Regions from separate parts of the Mus musculus genome. Here regions 2 and 3 are each linked to region 1. A link is a loop called in an ENCODE intact Hi-C map of the cell type or tissue named here. Cell type or tissue: left cerebral cortex. All regions are shown on one strand. Each heading gives the region's core, and the rest is flanking DNA. Links, peaks and the distances in the headings are about the cores only.

The links. Peaks named below come from ENCODE experiments on the same cell type or tissue, not always from the same donor. Only the 100,000 strongest peaks of a DNase experiment are listed, where the experiment ranks them.
Region 2: it touches region 1 in a loop (3-fold over the local background); 2 of 42 quality-filtered maps call a loop at or near these places.
Region 3: it touches region 1 in a loop (3-fold over the local background); 2 of 42 quality-filtered maps call a loop at or near these places.

Annotation. Positions count from the first base shown.
Region 1 is chr10:66,804,994-66,810,164 of GRCm38, forward strand. Gm40678 (a long non-coding RNA gene) reads right to left here. Exons shown (of 3, transcript XR_871772.1): 3 at 1-16. Among named protein-coding and RNA genes, the nearest start is that of Gm40678, 22 kb to the right of the region's middle. In left cerebral cortex, for the core only: a CTCF peak has its summit at 2,805 (motif pointing left); a DNase peak (open chromatin) is centred at 2,792; H3K4me3 peaks cover 401 bases; H3K27ac peaks cover 264 bases.
Region 2 is chr10:65,790,269-65,795,439 of GRCm38, forward strand. No RefSeq gene overlaps it. Among named protein-coding and RNA genes, the nearest start is that of Gm30853, 120 kb to the right of the region's middle. In left cerebral cortex, for the core only: a CTCF peak has its summit at 2,846 (motif pointing right); a DNase peak (open chromatin) is centred at 3,074.
Region 3 is chr10:66,591,212-66,596,382 of GRCm38, forward strand. No RefSeq gene overlaps it. Among named protein-coding and RNA genes, the nearest start is that of Gm40677, 81 kb to the left of the region's middle. In left cerebral cortex, for the core only: no CTCF peak of the experiment used is centred there; DNase peaks (open chromatin) are centred at 2,216 and 2,411.

The DNA.
Region 1 (5,171 bases), core at 819-4,818:
ACAGTGGCAGCTGAAGCTAGAAAATAAGGAGGAGCCAGAAGATTAGAGCAAATTGCAAGAGTTAGTCTGAAGCCAAGCAGAGCAATTCAGTCAGAAGCTGAGAGAAATCAGATTGACTCAGTCAGCTTGAAGAGGAGCTTGAGGCAGAACGGCTGAGTAGAAACAGCCAGCTAGAGTCCAGAAAGAACTAGAAAGGGTGAGCTTATTCAGCAGTAAGCCTCCGATATGACAATTATATCTAGCAAATAAAAGCAACATCTATAGACCACCTCCCCAGTGTGTCATCCTAAGTACCCAGGACCTGTCCCACCCTTACATTGTGACATCATTGGCAACAGATGGGGCCCTAGGCATGCCTTTGCTATTTTCCTGTGGTTTGTTGTTTTTACCTGCATGTCTTGGTAGCTTATTTCCACTCTTTGGCTAATGTGATATCTAGGCTTCTTAAACATATGTCCAAGAAAAGTGTTTTGTTTGGGCTTTGTCTGGTTTGGTTTTAGAAATAGAATCTAATCGTGCAACCCTGGCTGGCCTCATGCTAGCAATCCCCCCTGTGGGTTGAGCATGCACCCCTGACCCCATTCTCCCTGCTATCAGTCCCTGTTACATTGCTGTCCCCCACACATTGGTTCTGAACTGTCTTCAGGGGACACAAGCGTCTCACTGCTTGCTCAGCTGTATGTCCTTAGCACATCTGTTCACAGTCTCACTCTGTTCTGTTCATACCAGGACACACCTTCACCTCATTGGCTTATTATTCACTTTTGACTTTTAACTGTATTAGTTTGTTTGTTTATTTTAGAAGGGGGTTATCCACACGCCACAACATATATGTGGAGGTCAGAGGACAACTTTTGGAAGTCCATTCCTGCCCTCTACCATGTGGGCCTTCAGGCCTAGCAGCGACCATCTTTAGCCTCCAAGCCCAGCTTATTATTTATTCTGCCACAGAGCAGTGCCTTCTACACAATGTTCCAACACAAAGCAGCTCAACAGAGTTAAGGGTTCTAATGAGCTTGCAGTAATGGTACCACCACTGCCTCCAACAGCCTTCCCTTCCTCTCCTCACCAGTCCATGGAGTTCTTAAACTAATTACATCATCCTTACAAAATCCAACAGACTGGGCCTCCCGGAGATGACAAACAGAGCCTCCAACACACAAACCAACAGCATTTCTCGACTTACTCATTTTTGAATTTCCTATAGAGGATCTCTTTGCATGCATGTGGTCCCCCTGCAGGAGACATAGTCTGATCCCCAATTTACAGATTAAACAAACTGAAGTTTGGATCGCATACGCAACACAGCCAAATACACATGTTGAATAAATCGCTGTATGAGTTAAAGACAGATGGGAGAGGGGGTGGGTAGATAGATAGATAGATCGATAGATAGATTATAAATTGGTAGGAGGTAGATGATAAATGGAGAGATGATAGATAGATAGATAGATAGATAGATAGATAGATAGATAGATAGATAGATAGATAGATAGGTAGATAGAGACAGGCAGACTCGAGTCAGCTATGAAATAGTAACAACAAAAGAATCACATCTGAGAACTAAGAATCCAAAGGTTACTCTGTCCTTAGGCTAGTGCCTCGGAGCCCTGGTTGTCTTGCAATGGCTATCTTCTACTGGGGCAGGCCCAACAATGGGTAGTTGGACAGTCCACAAGGCTGGGTACCTCAGCATCCCAATCTGGCTCCCGAAGACAGAAGCTCCCTAGAGAACCATGATAGAAACTTGGAAATGCTGGTTCTACTATCAGAGCAGGAATCTACAGCTCAGGGGCAAGAGGGAGCCCAAGCGAGTGGAAGGGGAGAAACCCTGCGCCCACCAAGCCCTTTTCATCTAGAGAAGATCCCGCCCGCAGTCATGGTGAGTCTTCCTGCATCAATTTACCACAATAAGGACAATCCTTTGGGTTAGGCTTCCTCCCCCGTGGATTCTATTTGTGCCAAGAGTACATTAAAACCAACCACACCAACATCTCCACCGAGGTCAGCCTGGATTTCTGCTTCTACCCTCGACTTTTCTTCCTACGTGAGAGGAATGAAGCCACTACAACGCCATCATGGAACAAGTATCTACTTACTGGGTAATGGTGAAATTATTATGGTATAGTTCACTGGACCATAACTGTACCGGGCTCTAGGCATTGGCTGGAGCAGAACCTACCCTGTCTTCCTGAGGTTGACTGTCAGGCAAATGGCAGATGCATTCATTAAATGTAAGATCCAATAATCACTCTACTATTACACTGCAAAAGTGCTATGAAGGAAACAAGTTCCCTGCCGTGAGCCAAGTGTGAGTCCCAGGGCTGGCTTAGTCTCAGGGAAGGAACTATGGAGTCAGAAGCAGTGGGAGGCGCCTTGCCGGTCTGCCAGGGTCTCGGAACCGCAAAGGGCAAGCATACTTCTGGCCCACCACTCTGCATTACTGGCCCTTCTCTTCTCCCCTAATTGGCGCCTTGAAGGTGTCTCCTGCGTTTTCCCTTCACGCCCAGTGCCTGGCTATATGTTCAGCTTACCCTGGCACTGCAGCACCACAGCCACGCAGAAAAAGTCCCACGTAAAGCGACACCATTCAGAGAGAAGAATTGGCCCAAGTGATTAGGGCACGTGTTGGGTTCTATTTGGCGGGTCTGAGTCCCGAAGATTTAGAGACTATTATTTCCTGAGGAAGAGGAGGCTGGTGGAGGGGATGAACAAGCTATTATGCTGACACCAAAATTAAGGCAATGTTCTGACACTGTTCTGAACTGAGCAGCAAGCTGGGTTCCTGCCGCCCATGAGCCTTGCCTTTGCTACCATCTGCTGGTCACTATGGGAAATGCGCTATAACTCACCCAGACCTCTCTTTTTTTTTTTTTTTTTTTTTTTTTTTTTTCCATTTTTTATTAGGTATGTAACTCATTTACATTTCCAATGCTATACCAAAAGTCCCCCATATCCACCCACTCCCACTCCCCTGCCCACCCACTCCCCCTTTTTGGCCCTGGTGTTCCCCTGTACTGGGGCATATAAAGTTTGCAAGTCCAATGGGCCTCTCTTTCCAGTGATGGCCGACTAGGCCATCTTTTGATATATATGCAGCTAGAGTCAAGAGCTCCGGGGTACTGGTTAGTTCATAATGTTGTTCCACCTATAGGGTTGCAGATCCCTTTAGCTCCTTGGCTACGTTCTCTAGCTCCTCCATTGGGAGCCCTATGATCCATCCATTAGCTGACTGTGAGCATCCACTTCTGTGTTTGCTAGGCCCCGGCATAGTCTCACAAGAGACAGCTACATCTGGGTCCTTTCAATAAAATCTTGCTAGTGTATGCAATGGTGTCAGCATTTGGATGCTGATTATGGGGTGGATCCCTGGATATGGCAGTCTCTACATGGTCCATCCTTTCATCTCAGCTCCAAACTTTGTCTCTGTGACTCCTTCCATGGGTGTTTTGTTCCCAAATCTAAGGAGGGGCATAGTGTCCACACTTCAGTCTTCATTCTTCTTGAGTTTCATGTGTTTAGCAAATTATATCTTATATCTTGGGTATCCTAGGTTTGGGGCTAATATCCACTTATCAGTGAGTACATATTGTGTGAGTTTCTTTGTGAATGTGTTACCTCACTCAGGATGATGCCCTCCAGGTCCATCCATTTGGCTAGGAATTTCATAAATTCATTCTTTTTAATAGCTGAGTAGTACTCCATTGTGTAGATGTACCACATTTTCTGTATCCATTCCTCTGTTGAGGGGCATCTAGGTTCTTTCCAGCTTCTGGCTATTATAAATAAGGCTGCTATGAACATAGTGGAGCATGTGTCCTTCTTACCAGTTGGGGCATCTTCTGGATATATGCCCAGGAGAGGTATTGCTGGATCCTCCGGTAGTACTATGTCCAGTTTTCTGAGGAACCGCCAGACTGATTTCCAGAGTGGTTGTACAAGCCTGCACTCCCACCAACAATGGAGGAGTGTTCCTCTTTCTCCACATCCACGCCAGCATCTGCTGTCACCTGAATTTTTCATCTTAGCCATTCTGACTGGTGTGAGGTGGAATCTCAGGGTTGTTTTGATTTGCATTTCCCTGATGATTAAGGATGTTGAACATTTTTTCAAGTGCTTCTCTGCCATTCGGTATTCCTCAGGTGAGAATTCTTTGTTCAGTTCTGAGCCCCATTTTTTAATGGGGTTATTTGATTTTCTGAAGTCCACTTTCTTGAGTTCTTTATATATGTTGGATATTAGTCCCTGTCTTAGTCAGGGTTTCTATTCCTGCACAAACCTCAGGACCAAGAAACTGAGGTGCTGGCTGAAGGAGAAGGAAATACAGAATGGGTAGTAGAGGAAGGTAGTTATAAATACCAATTAAGGCCACGTAACCAGTTGCAGAAACGAGGATTATAAAGTAATATGAATGCCCATTGTAAATTTACTAATGCGTTTGCGATTGTACGAGGGATAGTTATATCATGTTAGGCGTATTTACAACCTTGTTATTGTTTCATGTGAACATGAGATATTATTTGTGTCAAGTTGACAAGGGGTGGATTGTAGTGGCTATTCCTGGTTGTCAACTTGACAATATTTGGAATGAACTACAATCCGGAATTGGAAGGCTCACCAGTGACCCTTATCTGGAGGCTTGGAGATCCTTATCTGGATCTTGGTTTGAAGATCTTGAGCCACAGTGGCTATGGATTCCAGAAGATTGAATCTCCGAGTTTAAGGAACACACCTTTAATCTGGGCTACACCTTTCATCTGGGATTAAAGGTGTGGCGGAACACACCTTTAATCTGGGCTACACCTTCTGCTGGAGACAATATAAGGACATTGGAAGAAGGGAGTCTAGCTCTTGCTCTTGCTCCTTCGCCTGCTTGCCGTGTGAGACTGAGTAACTGCTAGATCCTTGGATTTCCATTCACAGCTGCGACTGAACAATTGTAAGGAATTGGGCTGCCGACTGTAAGTTATCAATAAATTCCTTTACTAACTAGAGACTATCCGTAAGTTCTGTGACTCTAGAGAACCCTGACTAATACAGTCCCCTATCTGATTTAGGATAGGTAAAGATCCTTTCCCAATCTGTTGGTGGTCTTTTTGTCTTATTGACGGTGTCTTTTGCCTTGCAGAAACTTTGGAGTTTCATTAGGTCCCATTTGTCAATTCTCGATC
Region 2 (5,171 bases), core at 411-4,410, 1.0 Mb before region 1:
ATTTTTGAAAGGAGAGATAAGTCTACAACAGTATATTAAGCAAAGATCCTTAGTTATAACAGAAATTTCAAAATTAATATAAAGGAATCCCAGACAGATTGGCTTTCCAACACTTCTTATCTTCATATGAAACTATTTTAAAATAAAAACCAGAGCCAGAGTCAGTTTTCAAATACCTCTAGAGTATTTGTTTTGCTCAATGTATTATTTGAGAGTTTAAGCACAACTCTCCATAACAAGTAACGCAATAAAAATAGCTCAAACGTTTAACCACTAAGAAACTTAAAGGAGAAAATGTATATGGGTCACAAATTAGAAGATAAAAGGATATTTGACATTTTGTCACTAGAAAAATGGGATTTAAAGCCACAGTGAAAGCCTACAAATTTGTATAAAGCCTTCTAAAATGAAGCAATTGATCATATGGAGTGCTACACAACTGTAAGGGAGCTATGAATCTGAAGGAAATATAAATATCATTCAGCAGTAGGCACTAGCTTATCACCCCAAGGCCAATTCTGTCAGAGAAGCAGGTAGACTACCTGAAGATCTTCACCTCTCCTTCTGCTCCTCCTGTCCCAATCCACCTAGTCTTATCTCCAGATAGCAGAAAACTTGCTGTGGTCTCCATTTTCGCCGAACCCACACCCAAGGGGTCACAAAGAAATCCTCCCCTGACCTTCCCATCCAGAACACATCTCATTATTCCAGCTGACAACACCAGCAGGCATTCCCAGGGGACATAAAAGTTAAGCAGACCAGAGAAACAGATAACCTAATGAAAGACCTTTACCACTCCCCACTCCCCACTCCCCTCCAAATATAATCCCCAAGTCTCTTTCCTAATTCTGCAACAGAACAACTGTTCTAACCCTCCTTCTATCCCACCTCCACCCATATCTCATGTGGATCCCACACACTTTCCATTCATTGATTCATTCCAGATCTGTTCCCCTGATACAATCCTTCAATCTCTACCCCTGCTGTTACTGAATACCTGCTGCAGTCTTCCTAGCACCCCCACCCCCTACCCCTGCACCCTATCTCCTATGAATTTCACAGATCTTCTTCTAACATCCCTGCCCCCACTGATTGTTTTATCCCAGCCCTGAACTCCAGTAGGCAATCCCTGCTAATTAACAAGGACTCCTACCAGGGAACCAGGTAAACTGACTGCAGACTATACCTCTGTTCCCCTAACCCAGTCCCCCAGTCTCATCCCCAATGCTACAGCAGACCTTACAGAGTGATCTCTTTTCACTCTCTACCCCATTCCAAAGAGACCAAACAAGCAGATCCTGGTTGGACAATCTATTTCCTCCACCCTGTGAAACCCTTTAGACCTCTAGCATATCACTCTTCCTAAGTGACAGCTCCTGATACCCAGAAATATGGTTTCCTTGAAGATTCCAGCAGTCAAACCTATCAGGTCCACAGAAAATGTCCTACCAGACAAAGGACAGTCATTGCACTGTCCTAAAATCCAGAAAGGCAACAGAAACTAGGGAATAAAACACTCACACAACAAAGACAAAACTAGAACCAGCATCTAAACCTATAATCATCAGCATCCCAGATCCCTAGATACCACCATAAAAACACAATCAAAAACATCCAGGGCAGGATGTCTTCACTAGAGCTCAGCAACCCTGCCACAGCAAGCCTTGAATATTCCAATACTACTGAGGTGTGTTGTGGGGGCCAGGGGTATGGAAGATAAATGGGGTCCTTAAAGAGGAAATTAATAAATCCTTTAACAAGCAATGGAAGAAAACTAATAAAACTGGTCAAGACCTGGAAAGGAAAATAGAATCAAACTAAGGGGATTCTGCAAATGAAAACTTGGGAAATTGGAACAGGAACTACACAGGCAAGTTTCAACAACAGAATGAAAAAGATGAGAGACAGATCTCAAGCACTGAAGATAGACAGACAACATGGGTACAACAAAGAAAATGGTAAATGTAAAAATTTCCTGACCCACTCTCCCTCAAAAAAATTAAAAATAAAAGAAATAATTTTTAAAAATCACATCCAGGAAATTTAGAACACTATGAAAAGATCAAGTCCAAGATTCATAGAAATAGAGGAAGAACAAAAAACCAGCTCAAAGACCCAGAAAATGTTTTCAACAGAAGCATAGAAAAAAAAAAAAAATTCCCTAACCTAAAGAGGGAAGTGCCTATACAAAGGTATAAGAAACACTCAAAATACCAAATAGATTGAACCAGAAAAAAAAGTCCCTTTAGCACATAATAATCAAAATGATAAATACACAGAATATAGAAAGAATATTAAACACTGCAAGAGAAAAAGCCCAAGTGTTAGCATTCCTTCTGGGCTCTGCCTAACAGTTGCCTGGCAATATCCAGGTAGGGCTGGCTTCCTAAAAAGAGGAAGTTTTCCCCCGCACCCCCCCCCCATCTCTATTCCCTTCAAAACTTCCCTTCCCATGTCCCTAAATCAACTCTATTCTATACTACATCCATCTTATGGCTGGTACCTCAGGGGGAAGGGATCCCTTTTCATGGGCCAGTCAAGGCACTCCTCCCACCTCCCCATACTCTACTCTACAAAACATAACCTGGCTTTCCTCTTTTTTAATAAAATGCAACACCAAGTAACATATAAAGCAGGCCTCTCAGAATTATACTTGACTCCTCAAGGAAACTTAAAAAGCCAGAAGGGCCTGGACAGACATGCTGCAGACTCTAAGAGACCACAGATGCCAGCTCAAACTGCTATACTCTCAAAATTTTCAATCACAATAGATAGAGATGATAAGATATATTATGATAAAGCCAGATTCAAACAATATTTCTTTAGAAATACACACCACCAGAGGGTGTCCTATATTCAATAGAAAACTAATATCCAAGATATATGAAGAACTCAAGAAATTAGACATAAAAATAATCCAATTTATACATGTAGTACAGATCTAAATAGAGAATTCTCAAAAGAGGAAACACAAATGGCTCACAAACCCTTAAAGAAATAATCAAGTCCTTAGCCATCAGGGAGATGCTAATCAAAACTACTTTGAGATTCCATCTTACATACTGGCTAGGATGTGAAATAAGGGAAAAACTCAGATGCAACCACTCTAGATGGCAGTGTGAACCTTGAAAAGCAAAGTCTAAATATGAGGCAAACTAAAATTGAATGTAATAACCAACTTTATTCAGTGCATCAGACAATTTATATCCTGAGGGTTAGACAAGGTCATATGAATTTAGGCGATATACTCTTATGAGGATAATCCTTGTCAGAAACATTTTTGAATAACAAAAGTAAGATGAAGCAAAATATATTGAGTAACAAAAGTAAGATGAAGCACAAAGGCACATTCCAAGAACTACCCACATTATGGCAGAACAAAGGGTACAACACTCTTGTGTTGTTTACTTGGAGTTTCTTACAAGCTCTCAGAAATCTCCCACAGCTTCATTTATGGACTGTGTCCCAACATTCATCTGTTGTTGGTGGGAGTGGAAACCTGTATAGCCACTCAAGAAATCAATGTGGTGGTTCCTCAGGAGGATGTGAATCAACCTACCTTGAGCTACAGCCATACTGTTCTTTGGGCATATACTCAAAGGATACTTCATCTCACCACAAGGGCACCTGTTCAACCAAGGTCATTGCTGTTCTATTCAGAGTAGCCAGATTTGGAAACAACCTAGATGTCCCTCAATAGAAAACTAGATAAAGAATATGTGGTATAGTTATATTATACTGTTTTTTAAAATGGCACTATGAATTATGTAGGCAAATGAATGGCACTAGAAGAAATCATCTGAGTGAGATAACAGGACAGAAGGTAAATATGGTATATAATCACATATGTGGATATTAGCCACTAAGTAAATCACAATAAAATAATAATCTGGAAACCTAAAGAAGTTAACTATAGAAAAATTCATGTATCTCCTTGGGAAGAAGAGATAATAGAAAGCATTTTATGGGCGAACTGGGAGCAGGAGATAGGAATGGGAGGATAAAGTGGGAGGATTGGGAAATGAGATGGGATTGAGAGAGAGAATACAGAGTAAAAGAGTTAAATTGAGCGACATTTAAGGATAGCATGGAAACTTAGTGCTCTGGAAACCTTCTAAATATATATAAAGGCAATTTTTAAATTAATTTTTATTGAAATTTAATTAAATTATAATTAAAATTAAAAATTAATTTTACTTAATTAGAACTCAAATATTGCCTCCTGCTGGTTCCCTCACAGAATTATTCCCCTTATCCCTCCTCCTCTTGCTTCTACAAAACTGCTCTCCTCCTTGTCCCCCTCCCTGGGACATTGAGTCTCCACAGGATTAGTACATCCTCTGGGGCCAGACAGTCCTCTGCTGCATAGGTGCTGGGGGCCTCAGATCAGCCTATGTATGCTCTATAAAGGCAATCTTTATTTTTCTTTTTATGTTCACAGATATTCTGTCTGCATGTATGACTGTGCACACCAGAAGCCAGAAAATAGCATTAGATCTCCTGGAACTGGAGTTAACACGCATGTACTGGGAACCAAACTCAGATCCTCTGGAAAAGCTGCTAGTGCTTTTACCATGAAGCTATCTCTAGAAACAGAAGGAACACTACCTAATTCATTCTATGAAGCCACAATTACTCTAATATCTAAATCACACAAGGACACAACCAAAAAAATAGAACTTTACACCAATCTCGCTTATGAATATCAATGCAAAAATACTCAATAAAATCCTTGCAAACTGAATCCAAGAACACATCAAAACCATCATTCACCACGATAAAATTAGGCTTCGTCCCAGGGATGCAAGATTGGTTCAATATACAAAGATCCGTTAACGTAATCTACTATATAAACAAACTCAAAAAAAATGTCACATGATCATCTCCTTAGATGCTATAAAAGCATTTGACAAAATACAACATTCCTTCATGTCAAAAGTACTGGATAAATCAGGATTTCAAGGCCCAGATCTAAACATAATAAAAGCAATTTACTGCAAGCCAACAGCCAATATCAAATTAAATGGAGAGATACTTGAAGCATTTCCACTAAAATCAGGAACAAAACAAGGATGCCCACTCTCCCCATATGTATTCAATATAGTACTTGAAGATCTAGCTCGAACAATAAGACAACAAAAAGAGATCAAGTGGATAGAATTGGCAAAGAA
Region 3 (5,171 bases), core at 411-4,410, 210 kb before region 1:
ATATGGTGTTAGAAAATGCACCACAAATACTCTAATCGAAATCAGAGTCAGAGACTTGAGTTGGCTTTGGAGTGAACAGGGGTTTGTTGTAAGGACACAAGACTATCTCAGAACCCCCAAGACAACAATCCAACAGGATCTCTGAGTCCACAGAGTGACAGTATATTGCTTTTGCTCTGTGGCTTCTCATGCATGGCTTCCCTACTTCCCACATAAGTATTCGCAGCAACTCGGTGGGGGAAGGGAGGGGAGAGGATGATGTCCTCAGTTGTCAGGTCTAGTGACCACTTGAGACAATGGTGGCTGACCTCTCCAGAGTTCCAGGGCAAGGAACTGGACAACATGGCTCAGTGGTGAAACACACTTGCTGCTCTTGCAGAGGACCCAGATCCGGTTCCCAGCACCCACCTCAGGCTGTCCACAACTACCTGTAACTCCAGCTCCAGGGAGCCAACACTCTCTCCTGGCCTTCATAGGTACCTTGCACTTATGTGGTACACATATATGCACTCAAGTATATACATATAGACATAAAATAGTAAACGAATAAATCTTTGCTGGATGGGATAGGATATATGCCTTTGATCCTGGTACTTGCAACTCAGAGGGAGGGGGAACTCCATGAGGCCAGCCTGGTTAACAGAAAGTTCCAGCCAGAGGGATATAGTGCTAATCTATCTCAAAGAAAAGACAATTCTGGGGCTGGAGAGATGGCTCAGTGGTTAAGAGCACTGACTGCTCTTCTAAAGGTCCTGAGTTCAAATCCCAGCAACTACATGGTGGCTCACAACCATCTGTAATAAGATCTGATGCCCTCTTCTGGTGTGTCTGAAGAGAGCTACGGTGTGCTTATATATAACAATAAATAAATCTTTGGGCCAGAGTGAGCGGGGCTGGAGAAAGCAGAGGTCCTGAGTTTAGTTCCCAGCAACCACATCCCGGCTCACAACCAACTGTACAGCTATAGTGTACTCATAAACATAAAATAAATAAACAAATCTTTAAACAAAAAAGAAGAAAAGAAAAGACAAAATTCCAAGGCAAGAATCCTAAGTGGCTTTGGGTCAAGCATTCACCATTGATCCAACCCTTTATGATCAATTAGTTGTGGCGTCATAGAAGATGGTGGCAGGAGCCTATTCCTAGGGAGAAGGAGTTGGAGCTAGCCATCAAAAGGGTTATTTTGAACTTGAGACGAACCTTCTTAAGGTAATTTCCACACAGTCCTTATTCTATCTGGTTCCCCCCAGTCACCCTCCCTGAGTCAAAAAAGCACGGTTTTTAGGTACAAATCTGTCGGAAGTACTTGTCACTGTGCCCCACCCCAACTATGTCCTTATCCCAATATTAACCATGTGAACAGTTCCTCAACTGGCAAAGGATTATCTAGCCATCTCCAGTATGGAAAACCAGACCATTCCTTGCACCAGTCCCATGTGTGACTCATACTATCAGACCCATACCTAAGTATCAAGGTCAGGGAAAGAGCACTTAGATTTGAAATCAGATGTGCCCAGAGGCGATCAAGGAGACTCTGGCTTCATGAAGCATGGCCCCATCACATGTCTCTCATTTTACAGTTCTCCCATTTTAAAAAAATGGAAAACTACAGGCACTGAACTCGGGTCCCAAAGCACACAGCTAAGGAACACCTGGCACCATGAATAAATTGCAAATGTCTCTGTTTCCTAAAGAAAGGAAACTTCCACTTAGATGGCGTACTCTCGTGTGCTGACTGCTTCGCTAAAGACCAGCAGTTCCCATCACAATTCGTGCAAGAGCCCAAGGGAAGAGATGGAATTGGTTTCTCAACCCATTGACAGTCTCCAGCAAGTCTGCAGTGTTTACTATTTAAAATTAAACATCTGTTAGAAAGTTCTGTTATTTTATGATTTCTTTTTATAACAACTCCAAAGTCACGTTTAATTTTGCTCTCTCCCCATCAGCATTGCAAGTCACTTGACTTTTGGCCCTGATGGTTGCAGAAAAGCCTTGGGTTCCCAAAGGAAGAAGATGAGACAGATGTCCCACTTGGATTATTCGTGGTCACTTCTACCCCCTGCTTTATAAAACTCCTCCCAGGAGGCAAAACAAACTAGTTTTGACATTTCCTTTTCCTTCCAAATGTCTGCAGCAGTTGAGCGTGACTGTGGGTTTATAGTGCCTCCAAAGATTAAAAACAATCCCACTTAAAATGTTCAAATCAAATCCACAAGCCGCCTAATGAGCTGTGAATGTAAATGTAAATGCTTTACTAAGTGAGCACCCATAAGAGAATTATGCACCCTAAGTAATTACATGCAGATGCTGACTCTCTGGAGTTCAGTTTGGGACATTTCTCAGCCACCGGGGTGTCTCCTCTTTAGCCTTCGGTGTCAGCTCCCCTGTTGGAAACCAGCACTTCTTTCCCCAGCCAGAGTATGACTTGCAGTTCGCTCACGGTGTGAACAAACCTTCACACTTCCAGTTCCCAAGAGGCCTCTTTAACATCTCCCCATATAGAACGCTCACATGGGGGAAAGAAGGCAGTCTGCTCGGGTGGAAGCTAACTTTGTAGCACAGTCTCACAGAAATGGACAGAACTGAAGAATAGCTGTCAGGGTTGTTGGGGTCTAAGGTGTGATCTCTATTCCCACAGGTCCTTGCTAGCATCCTCTCAGCTCAGTGTGCCAACAGGCACAAATCTGCCATGTCTGTTTAAACTTCCATAAACACTCCTGCTTCTACATTGTACATCCTAGGCACATCTGTCCCTGTCCAGTCTTTTAACTCTAATAAAGCAGATAATTCGTTTCTTTGTCCACACAATTCCCACTCTTTCAGTCCATCCATGGGCTACACTAAGGGCAAGATGAAAGGGTATCTACTCATTCCATGGGACAGATGAATCTGTACCTGCTACTAAAGATAGCCACCTTTAGACCCTTTTACGGACCAGACCAGAAAGGATATTGGTGTGCCTTATTCTGGCATCTTCCTCTTCTCATGAGCTTAGTTAACTCTTGGCTACAAGTACAGAAGGCATTTTTTTAGCTCCTAAGTATGTTCCCTTCCAGTGAGAATCCCAAGCCCTGTCCATTGACTGTAAGTTTTCCTCACCAACCTCTTTAAAAGTTCAAGTTAGAATGTTCATTGTACCAAACCACCCATGTATGCATGTGCCGCTCAATCCAAATGAGAAAGCTTTGTATCCAAAGCTGTGGAAACCTAGTAATTATTTCTCTCAGGACATGTATGGATACATATTTATACACAGAGACATAAACAACACATACATACACTCAGACATACAAACACATACCCCATAACACACACATAAATGCAGACATACAAATACATATCCATAACATTCATATGTTACACACAAAGACTCATAAATATAGCATGCATGCATAATACACACAAACACACATGTACATACAATACACAGTATAACAGACAAAAAACAACACACATACAAAATACACATACACAGATATTTATACAACACACATATGAAGTACTCATGCACATAGAAAGTTATACATACAACAAATATGAAGCACACATGCACATAGTTACACATACAACACACATATGAATCACACATGCACACAGAGTTATACATACAACACATGTATAACATGTACATGTACACAGACATACAGACAAAATGCATTCCAAATATGCATGCACACTACATGTACTAACACAGACAATGCATATGCTCAACACAGAGAGACATATATATAATATACAAACATAACACACATGCAGAGATTCAACACATTTACTATATACAGACATACATGCAATGCACATTTAAATAGATGCATACAAATAACATAATACACAGCATATACAGAACACATGCATGCATATAACATGCATGTACTACAGACATACATACCACATACATACATACACACAACACACACATACACAGAGAGATAGACTTATATGAGCAAGCTCCTGGCTTGTGGCCTCCTCCCACCAGAATTACCATGATGATCATCATGGGAAATTCCCATCATGCCTCACTATCAACTCATTTTCCCAGGGAACTGAGATATTGCTATGCTTCCTCCCTAGAGAAAGAGAAAGATTATCAGTGAACCTCCGAACTCTCTGAAAAGCAAGCTCACTCTAGAGACTCAAAAATTCCAGTTCAGTGTCTTAAAATAGCTCTATCTTTAAAAACTGCTTTGATTGTTGACATAGGGCTGACATAAACCCACTCAAGATCCCCAGGACTTCCCTTCAGTGGTACTGCAAATGAAATCCAGGTCCTTAAGCTCGGAGCGTGCAACTGGCTTCAGGGCTCCCTTCTTCAAAGCCAGCATGAATTCCCTAGCCCTGTGACCAACCTATGCTCTCTCTCTTTCTCTCTCTAACTCCTACCCCATTGAATACAACCTGCCTCTGGATCTACACCTTAGTTTACACCCTCACTGCAGTGCACCACCCCATTCCAAGTCTACCTTTGCTAGTTCAACAATTCAAGTCTGTCTTCTTTCTGGAGCTTCTCGAACCATGCCAATCCATGCTGGTTATCCTACTTTTTCTTATTGGATGTTTTCTTATTTACATTTCAAATGTTATCCACTTTCCCTGGTTCCTCCCCTAGCCTCCAAAACCCTTATCCCATCCCCCGTCCCCTTGCTTCTATGAGGGTGCTCCCCCACCCACCCCCTAACTCCTGCCTCCCCACCATCAAATTCCCCTACACTGGGGCATCCCCAACAAAGCCATCCTCTGCTACATATGTGACTGGAGCCATGGGTCCCTCCATGTGTACTCCTTGGTTGGTGGTTTAGTCTCTGGAAGCTCTTGGGAGTCTGGTTAGTTGATATTGTTGTTCTTCCTACAGGGTTGCAAACCCCTTCAGCTCCTTCAGTCCTTTCTCTAACTCCTCCATTGGGGACCCTATGCTCAGTCCAATGGTTGACTGCAAGTATCCACCTTTGTATTTGTCAGGCTCTGGCAGAGCCTCTCAGGAGACAGCTATATCAGGCTCCTATCAGCACGCACTTCTTGGCATCCACAATAGTGTCTGGGTTTGGTAACTATATATGGGATCCAGGTGGGGCAGTCTTTGGGTGGCCTTTCCTTCAGCCTCTGCTCCACACTTTGTATCCATATCTGCTCCTGTGAGTGTTTTGTTCTCCTTTCTAAGAAAGACTGAATCACCC